Linked DNA regions of Homo sapiens: region 2 is linked to region 1. Evidence: read pairs that join two places in POLR2A ChIA-PET (ENCODE). Cell type or tissue: GM12878. All regions are shown on one strand. Links, peaks and the distances in the headings refer to the core of each region. The heading gives the core; the rest is flanking DNA. Region 1 has its middle 21 kb from the start of LINC01672. Region 2 has its middle 31 kb from the start of ERRFI1.

What was found. ChIA-PET counts read pairs that join two places held together with the same protein. Peaks named below come from ENCODE experiments on the same cell type or tissue, not always from the same donor. Only the 100,000 strongest peaks of a DNase experiment are listed, where the experiment ranks them.
Region 2: POLR2A ChIA-PET joins it to region 1 with 5 read pairs; 1 of 35 experiments calls an interaction of 5 or more read pairs at or near these places.

What each region holds. Positions count from the first base shown.
Region 1 is chr1:6,743,165-6,748,538 of GRCh38, reverse strand. No RefSeq gene overlaps it. Among named protein-coding and RNA genes, the nearest start is that of LINC01672, 21 kb to the right of the region's middle. In GM12878, for the core only: no CTCF peak of the experiment used is centred there; DNase peaks (open chromatin) are centred at 3,228 and 4,688; H3K27ac peaks cover 476 bases.
Region 2 is chr1:7,992,240-7,997,613 of GRCh38, reverse strand. No RefSeq gene overlaps it. Among named protein-coding and RNA genes, the nearest start is that of ERRFI1, 31 kb to the left of the region's middle. RefSeq lists an enhancer at 5,246-5,374. In GM12878, for the core only: no CTCF peak of the experiment used is centred there; a DNase peak (open chromatin) is centred at 3,323; H3K4me3 peaks cover 638 bases; H3K27ac peaks cover 1,708 bases.

The DNA.
Region 1 (5,374 bases), core at 234-5,233:
ATGTGGGAATTACAATTCAAGATGAGATTTGGGTGGGGACACAGAACCAAACCACATCAAGAGGTATGATCATAGAGCAGCAGAGGAAATTCCAGAAGAATTAAAGAAAGAAACAGTTAAAATCGCTTTGGGGACTGGGGTGAGATTGCCGCTTTTCAATATTATTATCTTTCTGCTTTTTTTTACTTGTTATTGTATGTATACTATTTTGATATGTCAACTTAAAATAATCAAAATGGTCAGAGTCTGGTTTAAAGGGAGTTTATTCAGGCACAAAGTTTGAAGATGAGCTGCCTGGGAAGCACAGATTCCAAAGAATGGAAGTCAGTGCTCCAAAGTGTAGAAGTTTGCAACTGTTTATATAGACAAAGCTTGGGGAAGCGGAACAGAATCTCAACGTCTTTCTATATAAGGTTTAATGCATAATTACAATATCTGGTTGGTTGAGGTAGTCTTTCTTTTTGGGAAAGGTATATTTAACCTTCCACACTAAAGATGTAATAGACATGGGGTCTTTTGTCCCATCTGGTCTAGGTTAGGCACGGGACAATAAAGAAGGCAGTTCATCTACAACAAAGATCAGTGATTGGAAGGGGAGGAGGTTTGGTCTCTGGTCTCTCCCAGTCATTTACAGAACAAGAGCAATGAGGAAGAGAGTTAAACTATCACCTAAGAGCAGAAGTTGCATACATGCTATGGGAGTTTCCAGGGCTTAACTCCCCACATGGCATAATACATTTAGAGAGTCCTGAATATTTTTTCTTTTACAGATACAAAATATATAGATAGATAGATAGATATTCAAAATGCAAGCATATTTTCCAGGCTTTTTTTTTTTTTTTGAGACAGCGTATCACTCTGTCACCCACGCTGGAGTCCAGTGGCGTGATCTCAGCTCACTGCAACCTCTGCCTCCCAGGCTCAAGTGATTCTCCTGCCTCAGCCTCCCAAGTAGCTGGGATTACAGGTGCTGACCCACCACCACCCAGCTAATTTTTGTATTTTTAGCAGAGATAGGGTTTCGCCATATTGGCTAGGCTGGTCTCAAACTCCTGACCTCAAGCGATCTGTCCGCCTCAGCCTCCCAAAGTGCAGGGATTACAGGCATGAGCCACCAGGCCCGGCCCAAAATGCAAGCATTTTTTCAAAGCTCCTAGAGCTTGAGGCCAGGACAGGGGAAGCTTTGAAAGGTACTCCTGGGACATGGAGATGCAGCTTCGGACCCAGCCTCTCCCCGGAAACTGTCTTCACAGTGAAATCTTGTCTCAGCTCCATGCCTGCTGCTGTTCCCCGCTGCATCTCCTGCTGCTGTTGCCCGCTGCATCTCCTGCTGTGGCCAGATGACCCAGTCTGGGCTTGAGCAAGGGTAATGACTGATACAGATTTTTCCCAACCAGCTGAGAGATCGGAGGGTGACACTGTCAAAAACAGAACGGTGAAAAGAATGAACTGTAAAATTAATTAAATGTCATGCACTCAAAAACACAGCAAGCCTGGAATAAGAACATGGGCCAAGGCTTCAACAGTCAGCACTTAACTCCCATGTACCTCTTTATTGTCCCCCCAAGAGCGTGCCAAGAAATTGGGGGTTCATGCTGTCATCAGTGTCACCCCCCCCCCGCCCACCCTGAGCTTCTATCCCTTTAATTCCAAACTGCTCCTCTCCTGGGTTGACTCTGTTTCTTAGCTAGCACACAGCTCAGACAGCTCTCCATCTGATCCAGTAATCAGGAAATTTAAGAAAAGAAAAAACATCCAAAAAAAAAAAAATGGTGTGTAAGGTAATTTTGTCCCAGATCTTTCCCTCCGAGTCATGAACATAATAGATCTGACTTTTTACGTTGTGTGCCCCCCTAAGAAGCATAAAAGAAAGGTTACCCTGGCAAGCAGCTAGAAAATAGTTTAATTAATCCCAAAGTGTGTGCCTCGTTTGGAAAGCACATCACAAAAGAATCCTGTGTTTACTGAACTAGATCCTTAAGGCTATTATCCCTCCACCAATGGTGAGATTTTTCTGAGGGAGCCGCGTCCCTTGTGGTCTAGAAGGTACTGCCATTAAAACTAAGATCCACACAGGGAACTATGATTGAAGATGCTGAAGGTGCAGGAACTTTGCCCTTGGCAGAGGGAATTGGGGGTCCCTAAGTTTGTGCAAAGCTGTCTAAGCCCTAACCCTGTGGATTTCTTCACTCTCCTGAGCAGAGGGGAGGTGTGCCCAGCTGGCTTTCCCCAGACCATTCCCAAGGAGCAGAAGTGGTAGGGAGCTGCCTTTGGCGTGCTTCTGGTTGGCCATCCCTTTTTTGAAAGCAAATGCTGCCCTACCTTAGCAGATATGCTAGGACTAACCAGAAACTGGTTGCCTAAAATAAAAAAATGCAATCATGGATTTTTGCTTTTGTTTTTGATTTTGAGACCAGGTCTCGCTTTGTCACCTAGGCTGGAGCCCAGTTGCGTGATCATAGCTCACTGCAGCCTCGACTTACTGGGCTCAAGTGATCCTCCCCCCACCTCAGCCTCCCACCGAGTAGCTGAGACTACAGACACACGCCATCATGCCTGTCTCATTTATTTATTTTTTGGAGAGATGGGACCTAGCTATATTACCCAAGCTGATCTCAGACTCCTGGGCTCAAGCAATCCTCCCACCTCTGCCTCCCAAAGTGTTGAGATTACAGGCGTGAGTCACTGTGCCCAGCCTCCTCTATCAATTAAATGGGTGATTTTTTTTTTTTTGAGACGGAGTCTCACTCTGTAGCCCAGGCTGGAGTGCAGTTGCGTGATCTCGACTCACTGCAACCTCCATCTCCCGGGTTCGAGTGATTCTCCTGCCTCAGCCTCCCGAGTAGCTGGGATTACAAGCGCCCGCCACCACACCCGGCTAATTTTTATTTTTAGTAGAGACAGGGTTTCGCCATGTTAGCTAGGCTGGCCTTGAACTCCTGGCCTCAGGTGATCTACCCGCCTCGGCCTCCCACAGTGCTGAGATTACTGATGTGAGCCACCGCGCCCGGGCTTTTCTTTTTTTTTAAGAAGCTCAGGCCACTACATCATGGGTGAAACTTGAAAACATTATGCTAAGTGAAATAAACCAGTCACAAGAGGACAAATATTGTATGATTACACTCCTATGAGAGACCTAGAGTCATGGAATTCATAGAAAGTAGAATGGTGGTTTCCAGAGGATAAGGGGGTGGCGGGGGAATGGGGAGCTCTTGTCTAATGGGTACAGAGTTTCAGTTTCACAAGATGAAGAGCTCTGGAAATGAATGGTGGTGATAGTTGCACAACTGTGAATATACTTATGCCACTGAATGGTATACTTAGAAGTGGTTAAAATAGGACTGGAGCGGTGGCTCACACCTGTAATTCCAATACTTTGGGAGGCCCAGGTGGGCGGATCACCTGAGGTTGGGAGTTGGACACCCGCCAGACTAACATGGAGAAAACCCGTCTCTACTAAAAATACAAAATTAGCCGCGCGTGGTGGCACATGCCTATAATCCCAACTACTCGGGAGGCTGAGGCAGGAGAATGGCTTGAACCCGGGAGGTGGAGGTTGCAGTGAGCCAAGATTGCGCCATTGCACTCCAGCCTGGGCGACAAGAGCAAAACTCCGTCTCAAAAAAAAAAAGTGGTTAAAATATTAAAATATTACATTTTATGATAGGTATATTTTACTAGAATTTTAACAAATAAATTGGGCCAGGCAAGCTGGCTCACACCTGTAATCCCAACACTTTGGGAGGCCACGGAGGGAGGATCACTTGAGCTCAGGAGTCCAAGATCAGCCTGGACAACGTAATGAAACCCCATCTCTACAAAATACGCAAAAATTAGCCAGGCGTGGTGGCGCATGACTGTGGTCCCAGTTACTTAGGAGGCTGAGGTGGGAGGATCACTTAAGCCTGGGAAGTAGAGGTTGTAATGAGCTGAGATGGTGCCACTGCATTCCAGCCCGGGTGACAGAGTGAGACCCCATCTCAAAAAAAAAAAAAAAAAAAAAGGCCGGGTGCGGTGGCTCATGCCTGTAATCCTAGCACTTTGAGAGGCCGAGGTGGGCAGATCACCTGAGGTCAGGAGTTCAAGACCAGCTTGGCCAACATGGTGAAACCCCATCTCTACTAAAAATACAAAAAATTAGCTGGGCATGGTGGTTCGCGTCTGTAGTCCCAGCTACTCGGGAAGCTGAGGCAGGAGAATTGCTTAAACCCAGGAGGTGGAGGTTGCAGTGAGCTGAGATCGCATCACTGCACTCCAGCCTGGTAACAGAGCAAGACTCCATCTCAAAAAAAAAAAAAAAAAAAAAACACCAAATTAATTAACAAAAAAAAGCTCAGGTCTTAGTCTATTAAAAAATATATGGTATCCTGCTTTATTGTAGGTGTTAGCATTATGTTGATTTCAAAGACAGCTTAGAAGCCCAGGCAGGGGCAGCTCAGTGGGCATCTGAGGGCAAGCCCGGACTCTTCTGGAGCCTGGGAGGGAGGAAACTTCTCCTCCTCATGAGTAATGACTGTGGTTTTCTGGCAAACATTAAGGAGGAAGGAACTAAAAATACTTATCGGCCACTCTGCCAAAACTCCACAGTGCTCGGAACGTACCAGGCCAACATGTTGAAGCACTTTCAGAGTGAGAGGGATCTGCCTAAACACCAAGGTCAAAGTCATTTCACACCTTCGCCTTTGCCTCTCGCTGAGCCTGGTGCATAGGAGGAAGGACGGGGCCCCCAGCACAGCTCTAGACCACTGTCCACCCAGGAGAGAGGCAGCAGCAAGGGGAACCAGCCCAGACCTCAGGCGTGTGGCCACAGAGAGGCCTCCCCCAGCCAGCTGCAGGGCCCAGCCGAGCGCTACCAGGAGGGGCCTCTTCTGCTGCCAACTCTAACAAGCTAAGGCAGAAAGAGCATCATAGACATTTCCCTAATGTGTCCTCCCGAGCTGCAGGAATCCAAGCCGAGACACCTGCGGAGGTGGCAGAAGAAGAGGAGAAATAGGTGTGAGAAGACAGCCCAGGTGGAGCAGGGTCCTGGAGGGAGGAGCTTCTTAAACTCCACTGTGCACGTGACTCACTGAGGGGGCTCTGGTTACAATGCAGATTCTGATTAAGCTGATCTAGGGTGGGGCCGAGATCCCGCCTTTCCAACAAGTGCCCAGGTATGCCGACGCAGCTGGCCCATGGACCACATTTTGAGGAACAAAACAAACTCCCCCAACCCCCCGCCAGGCACAGAGGGCAAATAGGGATGGGAGTTGGGGGTTGGCAGTGGTGACTCGGGTGTGGTGAGGTCCTGGTTTGGGGACTGAGGAACATTTTCTGAATCCTGGCCTTACCATACAGGTGGGCATGAAAGCCAACGGCCTGTGACTTTGCATCA
Region 2 (5,374 bases), core at 289-5,288, 1.2 Mb before region 1:
AAAGCAAGACTCCATCTCAAAAAAAAAAAAAAAAAAAAAGAAAGAAAAAAAAAGAAAAAAGAATTGCGAACAGGTAGTGAAATAAATGGTTGTACATGAATGCTCATAGCAGTGGTATTCACAATAGCCAGAAGACAAAGCCAAATGTCTATCAGTGGATAAATGGATAAACAAAATGTGGTACATCCATACAATATTACTCCATTATGTTATATGATTCCATTTACATGAAACATCCATTATAGGTAAATCCATAGAGGTAGAAGGTCAAATAGGGTTTGTCAGAGGCTGTGGGAGAGAGGACTGGGGAGTGAGGATGACTTCTAATGAGCACCGGATCTACTCTGAGGGATGAAAGTATTACGGAGCTGGACAGCAGTGAGGACTGCACATTATGAATGTACTAAGTGCCCCTGAACAGTCTGCTTCAACATGGTTCATTCTGTTAGATGAATTTCAGCTCCGTTTTTAAAAACTTGACACCCAGGTGGATTTAGGGGAAATTTCCATGAAACATTCAAAGAATAGGTATTTCTTACCCTTCAGAAATATTTATATAGAAAAGCAGAAGAGGGATACTCCCGATATAGTTAGGATATTTGTCCCCACCCAAGTCTCATATTGAATTATCCCCAGTGTTGGAGGTGGGGCCTGGTGGGAGACGTTTGGGTCATGGGGACGGATCCTCCATGGCTTGGTGCAGTTTTCTTGGTAGTGAGTTCTCCCGAGATGTGGTTGTTGTCAAGTGTGTGTGGCATCTACTCCCCGACCCCCATCTCTTGCTCCTGCTCCCACCATGTGAGACTCCTGTTATCACTTCATCTTCCACCATGAGCAAAAGCTCCCTGAGGCCTCCCCAGAAGCCGAGCACATGCCAGGGCCATGCTTCCAGTACAGCCTGCAGAACCGTAAGCCAAATCAACCTCTTTCTTTATAAATTACCCAATCTCAGGTATTTCTTTATAGCAATGCAAGAATGGCCTAACATGCTCCCCAACTCAAGACACGACTTTAGGCCAGGGACGGTGGCTCATGCCTGTAATCCCAGCACTTTGGGAGGCCAAGGCAGGCGGATCACAAGGTCAGGAGATTGAGACCATCCTGGCAAACACAGTGAAACACTGTCTCTACTAAAAATACAGAAAATTAGCCGGGCGTGGTGGCGGGCACCTGTAGTCCCAGCTACTCCGGTAGGCTGAGGCAGGAGAATGGCACGAACCTGGGAGGCGGAGCTTGCAGTGAGCCGAGATTGCACCACTGCACTCAAGCCTGGGGAACAGAGTGAGACTCCATCTGAAAAAAAAAAAAAAAGATAGGACTTCAGCGTAACTGTGATTCCAAAACTGTACAAAGACAGTACAAGAAAGGAAAGTTTCAGTTCAACTTTACCCATGAGATGTAAAAACCCTTAAATTACATACTTATCAAATAGAACCTGGTAATGTATAAAAACATAATGACCACATTGGGTTTACTTCAGGCATGCAAGACTAGTTCATTAGAAAATCTACTGACATAAGGCTGGGCGCGGTGGCTCACACCTGTAATCCCAGCACTTTGGGAGGCCGAGGCGGGCAGATCACAAGGTCAGGAGATGGAGACCATCCTGGCTAACACGGTGAAACCCCGTCTCTACTAAAAATACAAAAAAATTAGCCAGGCGTGGTGGCGTGCACCTGTAGTCCCAGCTGCTGGGGAGGCTGAGGCAGGAGAATGGCATGAACCCGGGAGGCAGAGCTTGCAGTGAGCTGAGATCGCGCCACTGCACTCCAGCCTGGGCGACAGAGCGAGATTCTGTCTCAAAAAAAAAGAAAAAGAAAATCTACTGATATAATTCACCATGGTAATAGATTAAAGGAGAAAAGCCAGAAGATGTCACTGATGATGGAAAACCATTCAATAAATTTCAACATCTACTCATGACAAAAACTCTTAGCAAACCAAGAATGGAAAGCGTACTTTATTTATTTATTTATTTATTTATTTATTTATTGTATTATTATTATTATTTGAGACAGACTCTAGCTCTGTCACCCAGGCTGGAGGGCAGAAGAAAGGTCAGAGAGACTTGAAGGGGATCCGGACAGGCCACCACAGAATATGCGACTTTGACATAAAGATTATTTTGAGCTGAAGGCAATTGAGAATCAACAGATCCAGAAAGAGTTCTCTGCCCTCCCCCTTTTTGCCTAAAAGCAGGTCATAAATTTGATCACACCAGTGTACTCCAGCCTGCGTGACAGAGGAAGACCCTGTCTCTTAAAAAAGTAAATAAGTAAATAAAAGTATCTGTATTTCTATATACCAGCAACAATCAGAAAACAATTTAAAAAAGGAATTAACAATGAAAAAGAAAGGAAGGAAGGAGGGAAGGGAGGGAGGGAGGGAGGAAAGAAAGAAAAAGGAGAAAGAAGGAAAGAAGGAAGGAGGGAGGGAGGGAGGGAAGGAAGGAGAGAGAGAGAAAGAGAAAGGAAGAAAGAGAGAGAGAGAAAGAGAAAGAAAGAGAGAGAGAGAAAGAGAAAGAAAGAAAGAGAAAGAAGGAAAAGGAAAAAAAGAGAAAAAGAAAAGGAAAGGAAAGGGAGAGAGAGAAAGAAAAGGAAAGAGAGAAAAAGAAAGAAAGGGAGAGAGAAAGAAAGAAAAAGAAAGAAAAGAGAAAGAAAGAGAAGAGAGAAAGAAGAAAGAAAAAAAGACAGACCTAATAATACCAACAATAAATCCAAAAGATGTGTAAACGCTTAATGGGGAAATTACAAAACTTTATTGAAAAACATTAAAGTTGGCTTATGCGTGGGTCAACCATAGTGGCTCACGCCTGTAATCCCAGCACTTTGGGTGGCTGAGGCAAGTGGATCACTTGAGGCCAGGAATTCAAGACCAGCCTGGTCAACATGATGAAACCCCATCTCTATTAAAAATACAAAAGAATTAGCCAGGCATGGTGGCACATGCCTGTAATCCCAGTTACATGGGAGGCTGAGGTGGGATAATCGCTTGAACTCGGGAGGTGGAGGTTACAGTGAGCTGAGATCGCGCCATTGCACTCCAGTCTGGGAGACAGAGTGAGACTCTGTTTCAAAAAAAAAAAAAAACAAATCATATCAGCAGCAACAACAAAAACCCGATTCAAAACTGGGCAAAGTGCACACTTCAGTAGCACATATACTAAAAATGGAACAACACAGATTATTAGCATGGCCCCTGGAAAAAAAAATTTAATGGGCAAAGCACTTGAATAGACATATCTAAGATGTACAAATGGCCAATAAGCAGATGAAAAGATGCTCCACATCATTAGTCATTAGGAAAATGCAAACCAAAACCACAATGAGAATGACCATATGATTCAGCAATTCCACTTCTGCGTGTATACCCCAAAGAATCGAAAGCAGGGTCCGGAAGAGCTGTGGACACCATGTTAACAGCAGCATTATTCACAATAGCTAAGAGGTGGAAGTAACCCAAGAATCTATAAAGGGATGAAAGGATAAGCAAAATGTGGAACATACATACACTTAAATTTTATTCAGCCTTAAAAAGGAAGGAAATTATGGGCTAGGGGCAGTGGCTCACGCCTGTAATCCCAGCACTTTCAGAGGCCAAGGCGGGCGGATCATTTGATGTCAGGAGTTTGAGGCCAGCCTGAAGAACACAGCGAAACCCCGTCTGTACAAAAAATACAAAAATCAGCCTGGTGTGGTTGCGCGCGCCTGTGATCCCAGCTACTTGGGAGCTGAGGCAGGAGAATCGCTTGAACCTGGGAGGCGGAGGTTGCGGTGAGCCAAGATCACACCACCGCACTCTAGCCTGGGCAACAGAGCGAGACTCGGTCTCAAAAAAAAAAGGAAGGAAATTCTAACACATGCCACAACATGGACGTTGAGGATGATTTGCTAAGTAAAATAAGCCAGTCACAGAAAGACAAATACTATGTGATTCCACGGAGAGGAGGTACTGAGGGTACTCTCATTCACAGAGAGAGAAGGTGGAATGGTGGTTGCCAGGGGCTAGGGGTAGGGGGAAGGAAAGTTAGTGTTTACTGGATACAGAGTCTCAGTTTTACAAGATGAAAAAGAGTTCGGGAGATGGATGGTGCTGATGCTTGCACAACGGGATGAATGTATCTAATACCACCGAACCGTATACTTAAAATGGTTAGGATGGTACATTTCATGTTGTATGTATTTTACTGCAATAAAAAAATTTAATGGGGGAAATCCATTAATAGAGGAATGCCCAGGAGTTTGAGACCAGCCTGGACAACATAGTGAGACCCCATCTCTACAAAAAAATACAAAAAAATTAGCTGGGTGTGGTGGCATGTGCCTGCAGTGCCAGGTACCTGTAGTTCCAGCTACTGGGGGTGAAGGGGCGGGCAGCTGAGGTGAAAGAATGGCTTGAGCCCAGGAGGTGGAGGCTGCAGTGAGTCTTAATCGCACCATTATTCTCCAGCCTAGGTGACAGAACAAGACTCAGTCTCAAAAAAAAAAAAAAAAAGGTTAAATTACAGTGTGGTTATACTATAACATTCTGTTCAACCATTACATAAACAAAGTGGACTTGAACATGAGCAGATTTCTAAGACATACTGTTTCAAAAAATTCAATTTGCAAAACAATATACTCAATAGGATCCTATGTATTTTATTTTGTTTTTATTTATTTATTTATTTTGAGATGGAGTTTTGCTCTTGTTGCCCAGGCTGGAGTGCAATTGCGTGATCTCGGCTCACTGCAACCTCCGCCTCCCGGGTTCAAGCGATTCTCCTGTCTTAGCCTCCTGAGTAGCTGGGCTTATAGGCGCCGGACGCCAGGCCCAGCTAATTTTTGTATTTTTTTTTTTTTAGTAGAGATGCGGTTTCACCATGTTGGCCAGGCTGGTCTCGAACTCCTGACCTCAGGTGATCCACCCACCTCGGCTTCCCAAGGTGCTGGGATTACAGGCATGAGCCACTGTGCTCGGCCTTACTTTATTTTTAAAAAATTGACACAATAATGTACAATCTCTGTGTATGTATAAAACATAATGTGTGTGGATGTGTGTGTAGAGTTACATATTTGTAAATTCCTAGAAAACAGACTGTAAGCGAGACCTCAAAGTGGGACTTTGGGGAAAGGAAGAGGAGGTAGGGGAGGGAGGGCGGGACAGAGAACTTTCAAGTCTTGCTTTATGTATTCATGTATCATTTGAGTCTTTCCCAATGAACAGGTATTGGTGTATTTGTTGTATAATTACATTTTTAAGTGCTTTAAGACCCAGGTGGCGCTGAGCTAGATGCCTCATGGACTAATGACATGGTATTATCCACCATCCGGAGATAATTTACTCTTTCATAAGTGTGCTGAGTGGCTGGCATTCCTCAATAAGGGATGTAGAA